Linked DNA regions of Homo sapiens: region 2 is linked to region 1. Evidence: chromatin loops called from intact Hi-C (ENCODE). Cell type or tissue: PC-9. All regions are shown on one strand. Links, peaks and the distances in the headings refer to the core of each region. The heading gives the core; the rest is flanking DNA. Region 1 holds the start of CHRNA9 (cholinergic receptor nicotinic alpha 9 subunit). Region 2 has its middle 22 kb from the start of RBM47-AS1.

Evidence for each region. Peaks named below come from ENCODE experiments on the same cell type or tissue, not always from the same donor. Only the 100,000 strongest peaks of a DNase experiment are listed, where the experiment ranks them.
Region 2: it touches region 1 in a loop (3-fold over the local background); 2 of 110 quality-filtered maps call a loop at or near these places.

The regions. Positions count from the first base shown.
Region 1 is chr4:40,326,837-40,337,782 of GRCh38, forward strand. CHRNA9 (cholinergic receptor nicotinic alpha 9 subunit) reads left to right here and starts at 8,497. Exons shown (of 5, transcript NM_017581.4): 1 at 8,497-8,695; 2 at 8,991-9,136; 3 at 10,374-10,528. The coding sequence starts at 8,632. LINC02265 (long intergenic non-protein coding RNA 2265) reads left to right here. Exons shown (of 4, transcript NR_121641.1): 3 at 1-74; 4 at 3,324-3,583. In PC-9, for the core only: no CTCF peak of the experiment used is centred there; a DNase peak (open chromatin) is centred at 7,305; H3K4me3 peaks cover 1,090 bases; H3K27ac peaks cover 2,852 bases.
Region 2 is chr4:40,399,015-40,409,960 of GRCh38, forward strand. No RefSeq gene overlaps it. Among named protein-coding and RNA genes, the nearest start is that of RBM47-AS1, 22 kb to the right of the region's middle. In PC-9, for the core only: no CTCF peak of the experiment used is centred there; DNase peaks (open chromatin) are centred at 3,717, 4,327, 5,287 and 5,827; H3K4me3 peaks cover 859 bases; H3K27ac peaks cover 3,947 bases.

The DNA.
Region 1 (10,946 bases), core at 2,947-10,946:
CTTTCTGTGGCTCTCCTGGATTCCTCTCGTTCAGCTCCTTGGTGTACAGAGCCTATGTCAATGGCAATGGTGAGGTAAGTGAGAAGAAGAAACGGAGAAAGTTAAAAAGTGTCTTTGAGGAAAACACTTGGGAATAAAATCTTCCAGTTCTCCTGCTTTACCTTTCAGTACCCTCCCTGCTTCCTTCCAAACATGCTTCCAGAAGCAGGCACCTAGGCCATTCATACCCACGGGGCTGCTCTCGGCTAAGTAGGCCTAGCCGAAGAGACACTGAGGGCAGGTGGGCAGGTGGGGTGGGAGATGGAGCAGCGCGTTGCTGACTGGGAGAAAGCACCTCCTTGCCTCTTTTCAGTTTTAACATGTCCCTTTAGTGCCCACTTTCCAGAACAGGGCAGAGGATGGGGGAGCGGGAGATGAGTGAGGTCTTGGGGCCATGGGGCCATGCTGCTTCTAAGGGGGCAGAAGCTGTGGGAGAGGTTGGGGGCTGGTAGCTCTCAGAATAGCCTGGGAAGGGTATCAGCTGGGTTTGCACAGTGTTGTCTCCGAATCTCCCAGCTCCCCTTCTCTATGATTAGCATCCTTGAAGTAGCGTGCTACTGTTAACAGAAGAGCAGAGTGTGCCCCTTCTGCTTTTTCCCATGCTTGTCATTTGCCTAACTCTTACAATGTTAGCAGAGAGACAGTGTTTGCAACGAGCAGGGAAATATTGCACAATTGTGACTGCAGGGTCTGCTATGAGAAGAGGAAGCAGAGCCAGTGGGGTGAGAACCTCCTGGGATGAGAAGGGGTCGGAAACTCAAGAACAAAGGAAAATGTCTGAGAAGTCCCAAGGAGCAAGTGGGCTACCATTGAGGACAGAAATCTCCCATGGATGAGGTCTCCTCTGTGCAGCAAAGAAAGACCCCAGAAACAGGAGGAAGCCAGGAGATACTCACCCTATACCACACTGTACAGTTTTATAGCTTTCAAATATATTCCCTCAGGGGATTTCAGGGAAAATAGTATGCACCCTCTGACAAAGCACAGACATCAGAGCCCGCTACAGTCCCCAGATCACTCACTTGGACATACTGGATACCCTGGATCATATATCAGCTGCTCTCCTGACCCAGAAAACTGCATGTCTCTTATCACCCACTCATGTCTCTTCATGAACTTGGCTCTTCTGTTGGCAACTTTATGAGTTTCTTTTTACCAGTGGGTGCTTTCTGACTACCGTAGCCTGTGTGGTTTGGCAAGGGGAATCATAGTGGCATTCACTGAGAGTCTTGCTTTGTGCCAGGTGTGTGCTTGGTACTTTATCTGCTTTCTCTTGAATCCTCACAATAACCCTTTTGGGTAAAATATTATAATCTTCCTTTATACAAATGAGAAAATGAGACTCTGAGAAATAATTACTACTAACATGACTAGTAAGTGGTGGTCCTAGGACTTGAACTGGGGCCATAGGACTCCTCCTGTGTCCTTAGGTCCTTTCTGTTGCATTAGGTCAGCAGAGACATGGGGAGATGCCTCCACACCCTCCCCCTGCATCCTTGGCAGATGCTGCTAACTGGATTTGGTGGTTGTTTCCCTTGAGCTAGGACTATGTATAAGGGAAAAATTATGGTCCATGTTCTCAAGGAATTTTGCTTTGACATAGGTTAAAATATAACACAGCAGTAGACTGACAATGTAAGGCTGTAAATAACATCCTGGCCATGAGTGCTAAAAAAATCAGGTAAGCTTATGAATCATAGGAAATATACCCACCATTCTTTGTCTGAAAGCTGGCCTTTCCCTTACTTCTTAATTCCTTAGATTTCTCATTCTAGATATTACTCATTTATGCATCAACAAATATCCTCTAATATCCTCTCTGTATCTGGGAGAATAGCACAGAACATGACAAAGCCCCCACTTTTGTGGAACTTAATTTTAGTAGGGAGACAGACGATAACTACCAAGTGCAATGCATACATGCAGGTCAGCTGGTCCTAAGTGCGAGGAAGGGTGGATCCCAGAGATGGAGAGAGGGCTGGGATGTTACTCTACGTAACATCATCAGGGAAGGGCTTCTGATAAGGAGGCACTAGGCAGAACCCAGGAGGAAGAAGAAGGGGAGTCAGGAGGATATGCTAATGGTGCTCCAGGCAGAGGGAACAGAAGGAGGGGCGCAGTGTGCATGTGGAATGCAAGGAGGCCAGCACGGCTGGAGCTACATGAGCGAGGGGGAGAGTGTTGGAGAAGGAAAGTCGGGGGAGACATCACGTACGGCCTTGTAGTTGCCAGTAAGGATTTTGGCTTTTATTCCAAATAAGGTGAGAATCCACTGGAGAGAATCCACTGGGCAGAGGGGTGACATGATCAGATTTGTGTTTTAAGATGACCACCTGGCTGGGCTTGGTGGCATGTACTTGTAGTCCCAGCTATCTGGGAGGCTGAGATGGGAGGATCTCTTGAGCCCAGGAATTGGAGGCCACAGTGCACAATGATAATGAGGGAGTGCAGTGAATAGCTGCTGCACCCCAACCTGGGCAACACAGTGAGACCCCCATCTTATAAATTATTTAAAAATAGGCTGGTCATGGTGGCTCATGCCTGTAATCCCAGCACTTTGGGACTCTGAGGCAGGTGGATCGCTGGAGCTCAGGAGTTTGTGACCAGCTTGGCCAACATGGTGAAACCCTGTCTCTACTAAAAATACAAAAATTAGCCAGGCATGGTGGCAGGCACCTGTAATCCCAGCTACTTGGGAGGCTGAGGCAGGAGAATTGCTTGAACCTGGGAGGCAGTGAGCTGAGATTGTGCCACTGCACTCCAGCCTGGGTGACAGAGTGAGACTCCGTCTCAAAAAAAAAAAATTAAATTAAAAAAATAAAAATAGAAATAAAAAATAGATGAAATGAAATAAAATGACCGTCTGGCTCTTACCTGGAGAAGGGAATTCAGGGGCACCGTTGGCTGCTAGGAGGCAAGTGTGGTTGGTGCAGATGGCAGTCAGCAATGGCTTAGACCAGGAAGACAATAGGGAAGGTGGGGAGAGGCGGCTGGGTTCCCGATATGTTGTGAAGGTGGAACTGCTGGGATTCATTCACAGATTGGATGTGGGGTGTTCCAGGTTGAATTGCATCCTACAGAATTCACACGCTGAAATCCTAACCCCCAGTACTGAAGAATGTGACCATATTTGGAGATATGGTCTTTAAAGAGGTAATTAAGGTTAAGTGAGGTCACTGGGGCGGGACTAATTTCATCTGAGGAGACAACGGGTTTCGGTACAATCGGGGAATAGGGTCACAACCTAGAAACCAAACAGAACTCTGGGACTCTGTATCTCTTAGGGAAATTGCCAGAGCCCTGCCCTCCAGGCCTGTCCTTATTCATGGGGATCTGAGAAGAAGAGATTAGGACCCAGACATGCACAGAGGAGACCCTGTAAGGACACAAAGAGAAGACAGCCATCTGCAAGCCAAGAAGAAAGGCCTTGGGGGAAACCAGCCCTGCCCACACCTTGGTCTGGACTTCCAGCTGATTCTTGGATGAGCTGGTCCTTAGGCACGGAGGCAGGACTGTGAGAAAATAAATTTCTGTTTTTAATTCACCTGGTCTATGGTATTTTGTTGTGGGAGTCCAAGTAGACTAATACATGGGGTTTGAGAGAGAAGAAGCGAGGATGATGCGCAGGAGTTGGATCTGTTTGAAGTTAGGTTAGGAAAGTTCATTTCCTTCACGATGCCCAGAAGCACCAAGAGAGATTGTCCCGCTGGGTTTCACTCAGAAGAGTTTTCCAGTCCACTACACACCACTGACAGAGCCAGAGTACAGTGGGACAAGAGTGAGACACAGGCACATGCAGTCACAAAAGGAGAATCGGCTCCATGCCCAGTGTGATCACCTTCAGGTGCCCACACCATAATGAGCTCCGGTCCGACGTTCCTGTTGGCCCAGAGGTCCTCCTTCCTCCCCTTCCTGAATCGCTTTTGTTCTGATCTAACCTGCACTTCCCCAGGCCAATGGATTTGAGTACAGCTGGGGAAGGGAGTTGCTAGGATTTCTAGCAATCTAGAAACAAAACTGTGTTCTGGGACTCTGTACTTCTCAGTGAAACTGCCAGAGTTCTGCCCTCCAGTCCTGTCCTTATTCATGGGGACCCCAGAGAGACTCACTTGAACTTCTGACCCATTCCCCTGCTGCTCACCCTGCCAGCCCCTGGCCTGGCTGTAGCCACAGTTCCCACCATCACCTATATCTGGAAACTCTAATTCCTCATCCACGACACTATCACGGTCACCCTGTGGAAGTGAGGAGGCTTGCCCAGCCTCCAGACATCCAACAGGGTTGCTTCCTACTCTTTCCAGTTCTCTTACATTTCTGATTCCTTATTAGAAAGGGTTCTTCCATGCCCAGAGCCTCCGCTGGAAGGCAGTTTGAGTCTCACTGGCTGAGCTGCAGTGGGAGTCAGCCCTGGCCCTGCCATGCGTCTGCGCATGTCAAGCTCTTTTCCCTGCAGGCTTTGCCCCTTCTTCATCTGGAACGCTGTTTCCTATTGCAATTTTCATGAGCAAAGTGGATTTATGGATCTGTTTATCTATGTCAGGGGTCAACAAACTATGCCCTGCCACCTATTTTCGTAAATAAAGTTTTATTGGAACATAGCCACACATTCATTTTGCTATAGGCTGCTTTCATAGTACAATGGCAGAGAAGAGTAGTTGGTACAGAGACCATATGGCCTGCCAAGATGAAAATATTTACTATCTAGCTCTTTGCAGAGAGTTTGCCAATCTCTGTGACGGAGTTAGATTGTGTAACTCTCACAAAATGGATAAGAGGATTAAAAAGACTACTGCAGAAATAAGTAAGTAAATAAATAAATCCACGGTGGACTGACAATAATATTAACATCACAATAAAAAAGGACAACAAGAAAATAGTAGGACTGATATTCTTCCACCCACAGTACAAATTGCTTGTCACATAAAACAATTATCCTCTAACCAGGTCTGTCAAGAAGTTGGGAGAGAGATTGGGTGAGGGAGAGAGATGGAAGGGGGAGAGGAAGAGGGGAGGAAAAATAAATAAATTAAATAAATAAATATATAAATAAACAAATAGTGGCATTGAGCTACAAATGACATGCTTAGCATGTCATTTTCCCCTTTAATGATCATTTATCCAGCAATTTTATGGTCAAGCACTATTTTTAGGGTTCCACATGCATTAACTGATTCAGTCCTCAAAACAACCCCAAGAGGTAGGCACTATTTATAATTGTCCCCATTTTATAGATGAAGAAACTGAGGTCGAATAATCTGGCTGAGCTTACACAGCTAGTAAGTGGTGGGGTTGGACTTGAATCCAAGCAGTTCAACTCCAGGGTCTGTGCTCTTAAACTCTACATTATACTGCTTTTGATCAAGAATACGAAGTGGCTGGGCATGGTGACTCACCTGTAATCCCAGCACTTTGGAAGGCTGAGGCAGGTGAATCACGAGGTCAGGAGTTCAAGACCAGCCTGGCCAAGATGGTGAAACCCCATCTCTACTAAAAATACAAAAAAAAAAAAAAAAAAAAAAAAAAAAAAGCCGGGCGTGATGGCAGGTGCCTGTAATACCAGCTACTTGGGAGGCTGAGGCACAGAATTGCTTGAACCCAGGACGTGGAGGTTGCAGTGAGCTGAGATCACGCCACTGCATTCCAGCCTGGGCAACAGAGCAAGACTCAATCTCAAAAAAAAAAAAAAAAGAAGAAGAAATAGAAAACAAAGACAGAAGTAAACCCTAAAATGTTTGGAGAGTGGTGCCATGGGCAGCCCTTTTGGCATGACTTTGCGTCCTAACTACCAATCTTATCCTAAACTCTGGTGCAAGGTGAAGGAATTCATGTAGCTGTCTTTTAAAGGAGCTTTGAGGGGGTTTTTTTGTTTGTTTGTTTTGTTTGTTTGTTTTTCAAGACACATATCTAGGATAAATCCAGCAAATTTAGAAAGTAGAAGTGAAATAGGTCCTTGGGGATGGCATCCCATTGAGGTATCTCCTGCCATTTCAGTGAGTTGTGAAGCATTGGTTAGCATGCGTCATGGCTCTGAGTGCCTAGGACAGCACTCCTCTGTGAAGAGCCCAGCCTCCTGGGGAGGTTGAGGGTCTCTGGCATGGTTCTTGGTGGAGAGTCAGCATCCTTTACCCACCTTCCTGTGGGGCAGATCGAAGTCCCACCTGCCCTTGGCTGAAAGGAAGTGCATTCCCAAGCCTCCTAAAGGCACACTTGACCTTGATTTCCTCTGAGCTTCCTCACCAGATGAACTGGTGTTGTGTAAGGAGCACTGTATTGAGTCAGGACGATGGGTTATGTCCTTGCGAAGGCTTCTGACCTCTCTAGTCCTCAGTTTCTTTATCTGTAACATGAGTGACCTTAGCTAGATGGTCCTCAAAGAGCTCTTTACAGGTTAGAAGTGCTCTGATCCTGTACTTAATGAAATGGAGAAAATATTCATGCCATATTCATTTGCAGGGAAAAAATCCTTTGCAAAACATGATGTTTGACTCTTGTAATTTTTGTTTTAAAAAACACATGTAGCAGAATGAAGGTATTTGTTCTTCCCATCCCCACTCTGCTGCTGGGCAGAGGATATTTTAGCCATAGAATTCACTAGGATTCTTTGTCAGACAGGACTCTATTCTAAGGAATGGGAGCACTGCCATCATCCTCCTGGAATGGAGTCAGGGATGCCCCCCAGGACACTGGACCCCAATGGGCAAAGGTTCTCAGCAGCTTCAACCTAAAAGAGGCCCCTGAGGGGAGAAGGGACCCTGAAGGGAGGGGAGTGGTATAGGAAGGGAAGGGACACCATTCAAGGTAGGCCCTGTGTCAACTACAATTCAACCCTGTGAGTGCTGTAAGGAATCCAAGACATATGAGGTAAAGATCCTCTACACACAAGGAAGTCACCACCCAGCTGGCATCAAAAGCCATATTGATGAAAGACAACGAGAAGGAAGAGATGCATTGTTAGTGTTGCAGGGAGCACAGTGGATTGGGGCAGGTGGCCTGGATCCTGTCTCTGGCCGATCACTGCTGGAGGGAAGCCACTCTGCATCCCTGGGCCTCAGTTTCCTCATATAGAAGTGAGGCATTAAACTCAATTTCAAAATTACCTTCTGCCTCTGAGATTCTGGAGCGGATGGTTTGCTGAAGGAGGACTGAGCGTGGGCACCCGGAATTGTGTCATTTGATGAATGAGTCAGACTAGGGGCGTCAGAAAAATAATGTCTTCACAATCAACACAATGGGATAGGCAATTAAGAAACACTTTGCCGATGGCTTGAGTGTCTGTTCCACTCAGAGGATACATTCCCGAAGAGGGATGGGGTGACTCATCAGGCGGCTGTAACCTGATGAAACAGAGCTATCCAATTTCCTCGCTCCAATTCCAGGCAACCAAATTATCTTAATATGGTTTTCCAAAGCAGTTTCCCCAGGCAAGAGGAGAGACAGACATGAGTTTCCAGACTAAGCAGCAATTGAAAATTGACATTTTTTTATAGGAGTAAAATTATATCACATATGAGAAATGACTGAAACTTTATATGAAGTAGCATTCAAATGCAAAGGGTGTCATCATTAGCAATATCACCATTGGTTATTATTCTCATGCTGATTTGGTCAGCCTTTGAACCAGTTTTTCTTTTTTTTTTTCGAGCTGGTAAATCCTGGGTGACTTGGTGAGTATAGAAATTCTGGGTATGCAAAGCTGATCAAAGATGATAATTACTGATATTTAGAAAGTGCTTTCACATACAGTTATCTCAGTAGCTCTAGAGAGAGAAAATATTATTTTCCCCAGTCTGTAGTTCTGGAAGGCTCAGAGAGGTTAGGTGACTTTTACAGAATAATAGAGCTCGTCAGGGTTTGGCTGGCAGTCAAACCCAGGTGGTCAAGTCCAAATCCAACTCACAGTGTTGCTGCTTCTTAAGCGAGTGATTATCCGCCCATCCAGCACACCCCCTCACATATATACTCACAAACATTTACTATGCAAGATCCATGCCCAGTGGGACAGCTGCAGGAGGGATCAGAAGCTGAGGCAGAGAAAAAACCAAAATGCCAATATATTCTGGAGATCATAGAACCGTGTCTCTTTCCCTCTTCAAATGCTGCTAAAAGCACGTAGAGTCTTTCTGGACAGCCGTCCCATGGCTCAGTCTTTTAGGCTTCCCTTAGTCCCTGGACTCAGGCTGACTCTGCTCATGGTGGGTGTAGAAATCTCCCATTCTGCTTAGATGGAGTCTCTGGGGTGTCAGGCATACCCCTGTTGCCTGCATCTACCTCCTTTTCTGTCTGGTTGTTTCTGCTGAGGGTGGCTAGGGACCCTCAACTGAGATGGCCCCCCACAACAGCACTGTTGGACCTAACACACCCTGGGTTCCCGGCTTCTCAGCCACTGGAGCTGCCAGTCTCAAATTACCGGAGGGGAGGGAGGGCAGGCCTGGATCTCAGGATCTCGGTCCTGCATGCAATGCAAGCCTGAGCTCTCCCGCCATAAGGCTGCAGCGGTGTGGGCTCCTTGTGCCCAGATCCTTTGTATTCATAGGGGGAAGTGGAAGACCACGCTGCCTGACTGAGACTTTATTATAGAGGCTCAGGAAAAAGATGAACTGGTCCCATTCCTGCATCTCCTTTTGCTGGATCTACTTTGCTGCTTCCAGACTGAGAGGTGAGAGGCTGGTGACACGTAACCTATCTTGTCTCATCTGGGGCTATTGCTTTGGTGGGAGGTGGGGCAGGACAGGGAAGACAAAACAGATGATTCAACCGCATGGAAGTGTTCTGTGCTTCCTACTGACTCTGATCTTGGTAGGGCATGCCAGAAAAACAACTCATCCATCCACCCAAAGCTTGTCCCTCGCCAGTGTTGGGCCATCCCCCATTTTAGACCTCAGTCTTGTGTTGTTTGTCTTGAAATACACACAACACTCTGAATGTTAATCCAGATCCCTCTTGTTGAGTAGCTGCAGAGACGGCAGATGGAAAATATGCTCAGAAGTTGTTTAATGACCTTTTTGAAGATTATTCTAATGCTCTTCGTCCAGTGGAAGATACAGATAAAGTCCTGAATGTGACCCTGCAGATTACGCTCTCTCAGATTAAGGATATGGTGAGTAACACATGGTGCTGACTCTGTGGAATGATTCTTAGAGGATAAACAACCATGCTTTCTGAAGAGAATGTCTTAACTGGGAATTTGAGAGGGAATGATAGCTCCTTAAGCAAGCTGGTGGGAGAAGAGAATGTCGGGAAAAGGAAGCTTTCTACAAAACTAATTAATTTCAAGAAACGTTACCTAATCCTGGTCATTAACTGTAACAGTCTTAGATAATCTAAAGAAAGATGGGGTTACATACTGTATGCAGCCATTTATATAAAATGTCCAAAAGAGGTAAATCCGTAGAGACAGAAAACGGCATAGAGGTTGCCGGGGTCTGTGGGGAGGACGGGGAAAACGGCCAGTGAGTTCTTAATGATTACGGCGTTTCTTTGCGGGGGGAAGAAATGATCTTGAATTAGGCAGTGGTGATGGTTGCACAACGTTGTGAATATATTGGAAGCCGGTGCATTGTTCCCTTCGAAAATGATTAAAATGGTGAGTTTTAATGTGAATTTGATCTTAATTTTTTTTTTGAGACGGAGTCTTGCTGTCACCCAGGCTGGAGTGCAGTGGCATGATCTCCGCTCACTGTAAGCTCTGCCTCCTGGGTTCACACCATTCTCCTGCCTCAGCCTCCTGAGTAGCTGAGACTACAGGCACCCGCCACCACACCCGGCTAATTTTTTTTTTGTATTTTTAGTAGAGACAGGGTTTTACCGTGTTAGTCAGGATGGTCTCAATCTCCTGACCTCATGATTCGCCCGCCTCGGCCTCCCAAAGTGCTGGGATTACAGGCATGAGCCACCGCGCCCGGCCAATCTCAATTTTTTAAAAAAGGTAGTGTTTTAAGATGGCATAGCTTATTAGTGCTTATCTATGTTTAATTACACAATGTTATGAAACTTGAAAGATTTTCCTTCTGCACATTGTTATTTCCTGACTTTTGCTTTCAAGTACATCATTCATTGATCAATTTTCAGGAAATATAGGCAGTTGATCTATGCAAAGATATCAATACTAAAATATTTGTCCACTTTACATTCTGAACACTAAATCTAGGAGGAAAAAAAATATGATCTTGGCAGTCAATCAAGGGGATAGAATAAATAAAGAATAAAGCTCTCACTTTACTTATTGAAATTTGATGAGTGTTTGTGAAATTCCTATTGTGAAGAACAAGTGTCCTATCAGTGGAAAACATTTCAAGTGTCTGCTAGGTAAAGCGACATCTGGATTCATTGTGTAGGATGAAAGAAACCAAATTCTGACTGCTTATTTGTGGATCCGCCAAATCTGGCACGATGCCTATCTCACGTGGGACCGAGATCAGTACGATGGCCTAGACTCCATCAGGATCCCCAGTGACCTCGTGTGGAGGCCAGACATCGTCTTATATAACAAGTAAGTGCAGCTCAGAACTGAGGCTTTTCAGGCATGAACGTGTTGATTTCATAGAATTTAAACATAATGAAAAAGGAATGTTTAAAACATGCATGAAATTAAATATTAATCCATGTTCCTAGGACTTACTGAAATAAGAGACATAGAATCTTAGATCAGGAAATAATATGTCATAAAAGCTTAGAGCTGGAAAGAAACCATCCATCTACATGCCCCTTTTTCAGGTGGGAAAGTGGAGGCTGCATTAGTTTGCTAGGGCTAACTTTGCCATAACAGAGTAGCACAGATTAGATGACTTAACAAAAATGTGTTATCTCACAGTTCTGGAGTTGAGATGCCTGAGATGAAGGGGTTGACAGCGTGGTTTCCTCTGAGGGCTGTGAGGGAGGATCTGTACCAGGCCTCTCTTCTAGCTAAT
Region 2 (10,946 bases), core at 1,323-9,322, 71 kb after region 1:
CGCTCTGTCTCTCTCATACTGCTCAAAACATTTTCCATTTCAATTTAAACCAAGCTTTCCTTATTCTACCCTGTCAAAACCAGGAATAATTAATTATGATATTCAAAATATTAATTTCCTTCCTTGCTTTCCTTTCTCTTCCCTAAAAAGAATATGAAGCAAGTGCTTTGGGGGAATTGTCTTTGCCCATCAAGAAGTGCACAAACTAGCGTGCCTGTAATCCCAGCTACTTGGGAGGCTGAGGCAGGAGAATCGCTTGAACCCCGGAGGCAGAAGTTGCAGTGAGCCGAGTTCGTGCCATTGCACTCCAGCCTGGGCAACAAGAGCGAAATTCCTTCCCCCCAACCCCACTCAAAAAAAAAAAGTGCAAAAACTGTTACAATGGGAGGAATAATTGTGGGGATTAATGTGCTTTTCTCTTCTAATTTTTTCCTTACTGGCTGGAAGAACTGTTTTATCTGGAGAAGGGGAGAATGATTAGAGTGGCTCCTGAAGGAATTGAAAGAAAGAAAGCTAGTATTCAGTTTCTGACATTCAAAATGGGATTTCACAGCCAGCCAATGACTTGAATGCTAGGTTTGGAGTGAAAGAAAGGATTTTTCTGAATCTCTTTAGCTCCCAGTTGGTCCGGATCATACAGTTTCTCCCACAGGAGAGAGAAGGTAACAGTTTATGATTTAGGTTTAGCCTGGAGTCTGACTACAGGAATAAGGAAGTTATAAGGTGGAGGAAGTAAATGAACTGATTGCCTCTTCTTGTCCTGGGGGATTGTCAGAGGAGGAGGCCATGAACAGATGCCAGGTTAGGAGGGAGGTGTGAGATGTGTGCTCTGACATCCCTGTGAAAGGCGTGTTGACAAGCTGAGAGGCACACGGAAGACATGGCTCTTCCTCAGTCCTTGTTTAGAACTGTGGGAGGAGAGTCCTTTACTCTGGGACTTAAAGCAAGGATGGGGTGAGCAGTCCAAATGGAGCAAAAGGCAGGTCACATGTCAGACAGTGAGAGGGCCTACTCTACAGCCCCATTGGAGAGCCTGCAAGTTAGGCCTGATGACCGCAGTCCAGGATGGCAGAGGGAGGGGGTGCAGAGCTCTGATGGGGCCACTGCTCCAGAAGGAGTTGGGGCGAGGTGAGGACACAGGGGGAAAATAAGAGGGAACCCAGGCAGGTGCTATGCCAGCTGAAGGCTCCAGTCATGGGCGCCAGCTGAACCCATAGGGTTCAGGACCTGCACAAAGCCAAGGTGCCTTCTTCCCCTTGATGATGCCATGAGCCATAGGTTCACACACCTTCTGATGAGGGATGGGGGAGGAGGCAGCAGAAACCAGAGACCCTAAGCAGGACCCAAAGGGACCAATTAAACTGTTGATTTGAACTAAGGTTTAAGCTGAACTGGGCATTTAGCTCTATTTCTTCTCTTTACCTAGCAAATAACAAATGAGATGACAACACAAAATATTTTCCCTGCACATCCAAGCTGTATGGTGAGCATATTTAAGTCTGCCACTGTGTATTTCAATAAAAGAAAATTAGCTGTTCTATCAGGCCCAGTGGTTTCAGGTCTTTTAACTTTTCTTCTTATTTTACCTTCTTGGTTCGAATTGCTAACCTCTATGTAGTTTCTGAATGTTCATATCCCTCTGAAATACCAGAGTATGTTCTCTTCTTCTCCCTCCTCCTCAACATCAGCAACAACAAAAAGAAGCAGGAAAGTGTCGCTGTTCCTGGGTTGAATTGTGTCCCCCAAAATTCATGCATTGATTTAGAGATAGGACCTTTAAAGAGGTAACTAAGTTAAAATAGACATTAGGGTGGTCCCTAATCCAATCTGACTGGTGTCCTTATAAGAGGAGACAGGGGGCCGATCATGGTGGCGCATCCCTATAATCCCAACACTTTGGGAGGCCAAGGTGGGCAGATCACTTGAGCTCACGAGTTTAAGACCAGCCTGAGCAACATTGTGAGATCCCCGTCTCTACAAAAAATACAAAAATTAGCCAGGCGTGGTGGTATATGCTCCTATAGTCCGAGCTACTCAGGAGGCTGAGGCAGGAGGATCACTTGAGTCCAAGAGGTCGAGGCTTCAGTGAGCAGAGATCACGCCACTGCACTCCAGCCTAGGTGACAGAGAGAGACCCTATCTCAAAAAAACAAAAAACAAAACAAACAAACAAACAAAAATGCCAGGGATGCACGCACAGTGCACGCAGAGAAAAGACCAGGTGAACAGGCATCAAAAAGGCAGCCGCAAGCCAAGGAGAGAGGCCTCAGAAAAAACCAAACGTGCCAATACCTTGACCTCACACTTCCAGCCTCCAGAACTATGAGAGTAAATTTCTGTTGTTGAAGTCACCCAGTCTGTAGTGTTTTGTTATGGCAGCCCTGGAAAACCAATAAACTCACCTTTCTTTGTTTTTGCTCAGGTAACAGAATTGTGCCAGTGAGTGCCGCCATGGCTAAACAGAGCCACACCTGGGCAACATGGTGTCTCTACCAAAAATACAAAACTTAGCCGGGCGTGATGGCATGTGTCCGCAGTTCCAGCTACTCAGGAGGCTGAGGTGGGAGGATCGCTTGAGCCTGGCAGGTCAAGGCTGCAGTGAGCCACCGCGCCTGGCCTTTTTATGTATTTTTTTTTTGAGGGGTAGGCATGAAATTAGCAGCACAAAATGAGAGACGGTATAAAAACTGAAACGTGATCCCCGAAAGTTTATCACAGTACAAGCTGAGAAGAGAAAACGTCAGGAAGTTTGTCATTTAGCAGAGTCCTTCCAGCTGCAAGGGCGACAGAAACTCTGTGACTTGTCAGCCAAAGGCCTGGGGTCTTGCGAATGTTCCTAATGAGCGGTGCTTTCTACCAGCTGGAAACCAGCTGCTTAACTGACATCTGGAAATGACTAATGGAAATTAGGGGAGGCCCCAAAAGAAATCAGGCTCTGGGAAAACACGGATTATAGAAACCCTACACATTTCTAGGATTATTATATTCTAGAAATACATAGAATACATATATACATATAATACATTGTATGTATTTCATATGTGTATGTATATGTATGTACATATATGTACACGTATATGTATGTACATATATGCACACGTATATGTATGTACATATATGCACACGTATATGTATGTACATATATGCACACGTATATGTATGTACATATATGTACACGTATATGTATTACATATATGCACACGTATATGTATGTACATATATGTACACGTATATGTATGTACATATATGTACACGTATATGTATGTACATATATGTACACGTATATGTATTACATATAATCCTGGGTTTTACTGTTTATTTATTTATTTTTTAGTTTCAGTTTTTTGAGACAACATCTCTCCCTGTCACCCAGGCTAGAGTACAGTGGTGCAATCTTGGCTCACTGCAGCCTCCGCCTTAGGGGTTCAAGGGACTCTGGTGCCTCAGTCTTCCAAGTAGCTGGGAATACAGGTGCGCACCAGCACGCCTGGGTAATTTTTGTACAAATTTTTAGTAGAGATGGGGTTTTGCCATGTTGGCCAGGCTGGTCTGGAACTCCTGGCCTCAAGTGATCTGCCACCTGGCCTCAAGTGATCTGCCCACCTCAGCCTCTCAAAGAGCTGGGATTACAGGCATGAGGCACCACACCTGGTGGGTTTTACTCTTTTTTAAAACAATGGTTTCTTAAAATGTAAATCAGTTGACCCAAGCTATTCAGGGAATGAGCCAGATTGCTCATCACTTGGATTGCTCAGCATCCTGCCTCAGGGACCCAGGTGTGGGGAAAGGTTTTCCCTCTGCTTGTGTTCAAGGTACTCAATCCTTATCCCATGATATGCCTGAGTTCAGGATTAGGACAGCCCAAAATATTAAGCAAGGCTAAGAACATCGATAGGGTTCCACCTGCCTTCAAACTACCCCTCCATCCCCTCCAACCAGGAAACACAAGCATTGACTTCATCCACCCATCTCTCTCTCTTACTTTATGATAATAATGCACAGGGCCTCATTTGGAGGAAAAAGTTTTTGCCTCATTCAACCAGAGTCCAGAGAGGAATTTTCTTCTGAAAGTGGAGATCCGTCTTATCTCCCCCACCTCTTGCCTTGGGGTTAGAATACCAGGAGACGGTGCTGGGACCCTGAGCAAGTGGTGGCATACCTGTCATGACCTTAGCCCTGCTCTAGGCCGTTCGCAACACACCCAGGTCCTGCTGCCCAGCACCCCTGCCTCCTTTCTAATCCTGTGTTTAGAGAAACACTCCAGTTTGCTCCTTGTCCCACAGCCTCAGAACTCAGTTCAAGGGGAGGGAGTGAACAAGCCTTCTCAGTTGTCAAAGGCCTTTGCTATCTGAGCATTGCAACAGCAAAAGCAAATGGCCTAATCCCTTACTTAGATAGGCAGGGCCAGAGCTAAGGCAAAGAATCTTGTTTGTCGTAGAATAATAGAATGCAGAACCAGTAGATGTCTCCTGGATCATCTGGCCCACAGTGCACAAATGAGGAAACTAAGACGCAGAAAGATGAAATAACTTGCCCAAGGTCACGCAGGCCCAGTATAAATAACACCAGTCGCCCCAACTTATTAAGCTCCTACTGTGTTACCTGCTATAGGGTAAAGCTTTTACCTGCCTTATGTCTCCTCACCACAACCTTGCAGGATAGGTGCTATAATCTCTGATTCACACAAAGAAAATGGAAGCCCAGAGAAGGCAGGTGACTTGCCCAGGGGAGCCCCCCAGCTTAGCACAAAGTCAGGTTTCCTTTTCTTTTCTTTCTTTCTTTGCTTTTTTTTTTTTTTTTTTTTTTTGAGACAGTGTTTCACTCTTATCACCCAAGCTGGAGTGCAGTGGTGTGATCTTGGTTCACTACAACCTCCACCTCCCAGGTTCAAGCGATTCTCCTGCCTCATCCTCCCAAGTAGCTGGGATTACAAGCTCCTGCCACCACACCTGGCTAATTTTTTTTTTGTATTTTTAGTAGAGATGGAGTTTCACCATGTTGGCCAGGCTGGTCTCGAACTCTTGACCTCAGGTGATCAGCCTGGCTCAGTCTCCCAAAGTGCTGGGATTACAGGCGTGAGCCACCACGCCCAGCCAAAGCCAGGTTTCCAACACTCTCTCAGCCACCACTCTCTAAAGTGAGACCCTGTTTTGTTGGTGGGTTTGTCAGAATGCTGGATTTTCCACATCTAAGACATGGCATGACATGATTGGCAGGTTGCAAGCGCTGCTGTTTCGTAAGAGACCAGTACAACAGGGAGAAGAAACTACCTGGCCTCCTCAGAACGAAAGAATTATAGCTCTCAGCTCAGCTTTCCATAGACCTCTCCAAAAAGGCTGTGAAATGTTGACAAACGAGTTAAAGTTGGATCAAGTGCCAGCCACTGTGCACTTACTTCCTGATTAGTTGTATCCATGGCCCTTGTCGCTGAGGACACAGAAAGCAAAGAGAATGTTAGCTTTCTCATATGGTGGTGTGAAATCAGAGGTTCCTCACAGCCCTGGGAGTTGGGGCCGAGCTGGGTTTGTGTCTCTTCTTGCCCCATCCCTCTCCTGCTGCTTGGTGTCTTTTCCTTCCTTCATGTCCCAGCCGTCCCCTGCAAGGCCCTACTCCACACCAGAACCTCTGCCCTAGTCCTCCTTCCCTCTGTCCCGTAAACACTACCTGTCCCATGTGCCTTTCCTCTGGGGCCCTGTTCTCTGTCCTCCGGGCTGACTGATAAGCTGATCCATGTGACGTGCTCAAGGGAAACTTGCTCCACTTAGGTAACACATTTGAGATTTAAAAGGTGGAGTTGTCAAGTTTCTGAGTCATCTGTCAGGGATACATCTGGGGAGCCAGGAAGGCCTTGGAGGGGCCATACAATCACAGGCTGAGTCACTCATTTCTAGGGTTGTCACAAGCTTGATACTCTGCTCGCCCTGTTCCCATACTGCTGGAGAAAAGGTTTCCAGTGCTCTGTCCATGCGAAGTATATAGTAAGCGAAACTTCTGTGCATCTGTTTCCTCACACAAATGCCACACTTAATGAGGGACGTGGTAACTCTCAACTGTACCCTGGGTCACTCCCAATTATCTTTCTGTGTATTAAAGCTGTGCTTAAAGCTATAGCAAAATAAGATTATTCTGGTAATTTTGAACCCTTATTATGGATCAGTCTCTACATATTGATCTCTAATCTTTATCACAACCTCAAGAGGTTAATATTATCACCTATTTTATTGATAAAGAAACTGAGATTCAGTGACTGGCCCAGATTATCTTAAGAAGAAAGTCTGAGAAAGGTCTGTCTGACCCCGTGGTCCTTGCTCTTCCTTTTGTGCAAGGACGTGTCACTTAGCTCAAAGTATGCCTATAGCCCAGGCTGGAGCTGGCTTTTGCTGGTTCCTGAGAGCTGATTGTGAAATTTTCAGAAATTAGACAAGCCAATGGTTAAACACAGCCATTACTGAAAGTAAAATACATAAACCTTACGATGTTAGTTATGGGCTTGTAAATACAAGAAAAATAGAAATAAAAAATATATATAAACTCAGGTATGTCTTTATGAGCAGCGTGAAAACAGACTAATACAGTAAATTGGTACCAGTAGAGTGGGGCAGTGCTGGAAAGATACCCAAAAATGTGGAAGCAACTTTGGAACTGGGTAACAGGCAGAGGTTGGGCAGTTTGGAGGGCTCAGAAGAAGACAGGAAAATGTGGGAAAGACTGGAACTCCTTAGAGACTTGTTGAAGGGCTTTGACCAAAATGCTGATAATGATATGGACAATGAAATCCAGGCTGAGGTGGTCTCAGCTGAAATGAGGAACTTGTTGGGAACTGGAGCAAAGGTGACTCTTGTTATGTTTTAGCAAAGAGACTGGCAGCATTTTGCACCTGCCCTAGAGATTTGTGAAAATTTGAACTTGAGAGAGATGATTTAGGGTATCTGGCGGAAGAAATTTCTAAGAAGCAAAGCATTCAAGAGGTGACTTAGGTGCTGTTAAAGGCATTCAGTTTTTTTTGTTTTGTTTTTTGAGATGGAGTTTCACTCTTGTTGCCCAGGCTGTAGTGCAATGGTGCAATGTCAGCTCACTGCAACCTCTGCCTCCCAGGTTCAAGCAATTCTTCTGCCTCAGCCTCCCAAGTAGCTGGGATTGCAGGCATGCACCACCACGCCTGGCTAATTTTTTGTATTTTTAGTAGAGATGGGGTTTCACCATGTTGGCCAGGCCGGTTTTGAACTCCTGACCTCAGGTGATCCACCCACCTTGCTTCCCAAAGTGTTAGGATTACAGGCGTGAGCCACCATGCCTGGCTCAGGCATTCAGTTTTACAAGGGAAGCAGAGCATAAAAGTTCGGAAAATTTGCAACCTGACAATGTGATAGAAAAGAAAGTCCCATTTTCTGGGGAAAAATTCAAGCTGGCCACAGAAATTTGCATACGTGATGAGGAGCCAAATGTTAATCACCAAGACAATGGGGAAAATGTCTCCAGGGCATGTCAGAGAACTTTGCAGCCACTCCCATCACAGGCCCAGAGGCCTAGGAGAAAAAAAATGGTTTTGTGGGCCGGGTGCAGTCTAGTGATTTGGTGCCCTGCATCTCAGCCACTCCTCCAGCCGTGGCTGAAAGGGGCCAATGTAGAGCTTGAGCCATGGCTTCAGAGGGTGCAAGCCCTAAGCCTTGGCCACTTCCATATGGTGTTGAGCCTGCAAGTGCACAGAAATCAAGAATTGGGGTTTGGGAACCTCCACCTAAATTTCAGAGAATGTATGGAAACACCTGGATGCCCAGGCATAAGTTTGCTGCAGGGCGGGGCCCTCATGGAGAACCTCTGCTAGGGTAGTGTGGAAAGGAAATGTGGGGTCAGAGCCCCTACACAGAGTCCCTACTGGGGCACTGCCTAGTGGAGCTGTGAGAAGAGGACCATCATCCTCCAGACTCCAGAATGGTAGATCCACTGACAGCTTGCACCGTGTGCCTGAAAGTGACGGACACTCAACACCAGCCTGTGAAAGAAGCTGGGAGGGAGGCTGTACCTTGCAAAGCCATAGGGGTGGAGCTGCCCAAGACCATGGGAACCCACCTTTTGCATCAGTGTGACCTGGATGTGAGACATGGAAGCAAAGGAGGCCATTTTGGAGCTTTAAGACTTGACTGCCCTGCTGGATTTCAGACTTGCATGGGGCCTGTAGTCCCTTGTTCTGGCCCATTTCTCCCATTTGTAATGGCTGTATTTACCCATGCCTGTACTCCCATTGTATCTAAGAAATAACTAATTTGCTTTCAATTTTACAGGCTTATAGGCAGAAGGGCTTGCCTTGTCTGGAATGAGACTTTGGATTGGGGACTTTTGAGTTAATGCTGAAATGACTTAAGACTTTGGGGGACTGTTAAGAAGGTGTGATTGGTTTTGAAATGTGAAGACATGAGATTTGGGAGGGGCCAGGGCAGAATGATATGGTTTGGCCGTGTCCCTACCCAAATCTCATCTCAAATTCCCATGTGTTGTGGGAGGGACCTGGTGGGAGGTAATTGAATCATGGGGGCAGGTCTTTCCAATTCTGTTCTCATAATAGTGAATAAGTCTCATGAGATCTGATGATTTTATAAGGGGTAGTTTTCCAGCATGAGCTCACTCTTTACCTCCCACCATCCATGTAAGACGTGACTTGCTCCTCCTTGCCTTCCACCATGATTGTGAGGCCTCCCCAGCCATGTGGAACTGTAAGTCCATTAAACCACCTTCTTTTGTAAATTGCCCAGTCTTGGGTATGTCTTTATCAGCAGCATGAAAACGGACTAATCCACCCTCCTGCTTCTCTGACTGTGGCTTCTCAGATACATGCATGGCTCCTCTTTTTCTAACTGCCCTCTAATTGTTGATGTTCCTCAAAGTTCTATTTGCATCCTGCCTCCTTTGTCATTGTGCATGTTCTTCCTGTCTGATCTTCTTTATCTCATGTTCTTGGCTGCCAAATGTATGTATATCAAGTATTGGTTTCTGAAAGAATCCTGGTAAATAGCACTTGTTTTCCCCTTCCATATTCTGAATAATCTGAGAAATGAAACAAATAACTAAAATGGGTGCTAAAACCACACAAAAATCAGATGTAATTTTATATACTAGAAATAATCCAAAAATGAAATTAACAATTCCATTTACAATAGCATCAAAAAGAATAAAATACTTTGGAATAAATTTAACTAAGATATAGGAGACTTGTACACTGACACTGGGCATGGTGGCTCACACTTGTAATGCCAGCACTTTGGGAGGCTGAGGCAGGAGGATTGCTTGAGCCTAGGAGTGTGGACCCACCCTGGGTAACACAGTGAGACCCTGTCTCAAAAAAAAAAAAAAAAAAAAAAAGGATAGAAACAAACAAAAGACTTGTACACTAAAAACTATAAAACATTGCTGAAATAAATAAAGAACATGTAAATAGGAAAAACATCTTGTGTTCATGAATTGGATCATTTAATTTTGTTAAGAGAGCAATACTTCACTAAGTGATCTACAGATTCAATGCAACACTTACTTATAAAAGTCCCAACAGTTTTTTTTGAAGAAATGGAAAAATTGATCCTAAAATTTATACAAAATTACAAGGGACCCTGATAGCCAAAATAATCTTGAAAAAGAAGAATAAAGTTAGAGGACTCACTCTTTCCAATTTGATTTTATTTTACTTATTTATTTATTTTATTTTTATTTATTTCTTTATTTTGAGATGGAGTTTTGCTCTTGTTGCCCAGGCTGGAGTGCAATGGCATGATCTTGGCTTACTGCAACCTCTGTCTCCCAGGTTCAAGTGATTCTCCTGCTTCAGGCGCCCTAGTAGCTGGGATTACAGGTGCACACCACCACACCCGGCTAATTTTTTGTATTTTTAGTAGAGACAGAGTTTCACCATGTTGGTCAGGCTGGTCTCAAACTCCCGACCTCAGGTGATCCACCCACCTTGGCCTCCCAAAGTGCTGGGATTACAGGCATGAGCTACCATGCCCGGCCTTATTTTTATTTTTGAAGGTACATTAGCATCTTCCCAATTTTAAAACTTACTACAAAGCTATGGTAATCAAGATGGTGCAGTACCAGCATAAGGGTAGACATGTAGACCAGTGAAATAGAATTGAGAATCTAGAAACAAACCCATACATCTATGGTCAATTGATTTATGATAAGGGTGCCAAGACTGCTCAATAGGGAAATAATGGTCTTCAACAAATTGTGCTGGGACAATGAAATATCAAAAAGAATGAAGTTGGACCCTTATATCACACAATAAGCAAAGATTAACTAAAAATGAATCAAAGATCTAACTATAAACTATAAAATTCTTCAAATAAGACATAAGGGAAAATCTGCATGACCTTGGATTTGACAATGGATTCTCAGATGTGACACCAAAAGTACAAGAAACAAAAAAAGGCCGGGTGTGGTGGCTCATGCCTGTAATCCCAGCACTTTGGGAGGCTAAGGCAGGTAGATTGCTTAAGTCCAAGAGTTCCACACCAGCCAGGACAACATGGCATAACCCTGTCTCTACAAAAAAATAAAAATTAAAAAAAATTAGCCAGGTGTGGTGGTGTGTTCCTGCAATCCCAGCTACTCAGGAGGCTGATGTGGGAGGATCGCCTGAGCCTGGGAGGTGGAGGTTGCAGTGAGCTGGGATCGTGCCACTGCACTCCAGCCTGGGTGACAGAGTGAGACCCTGTCTTAAAAAAAAACCAAAAAACAAAAAACAAACAAAAGGAACAAAAAAATGATAAATTGGACTTCATAAGAATTAAAAACTTTTGTGTATCAAAGGACATAATCAAGAAAATGAAAGGACAACACATAGATAGGAGAAAATATTTGCAAATCATGTATCTGACATGGGTTTGGTATCCAGACAACCCAAACCAAGTAGGCAAACGAAGTAAGCAAAGAACATAAGCAGACATTTCTCCAAA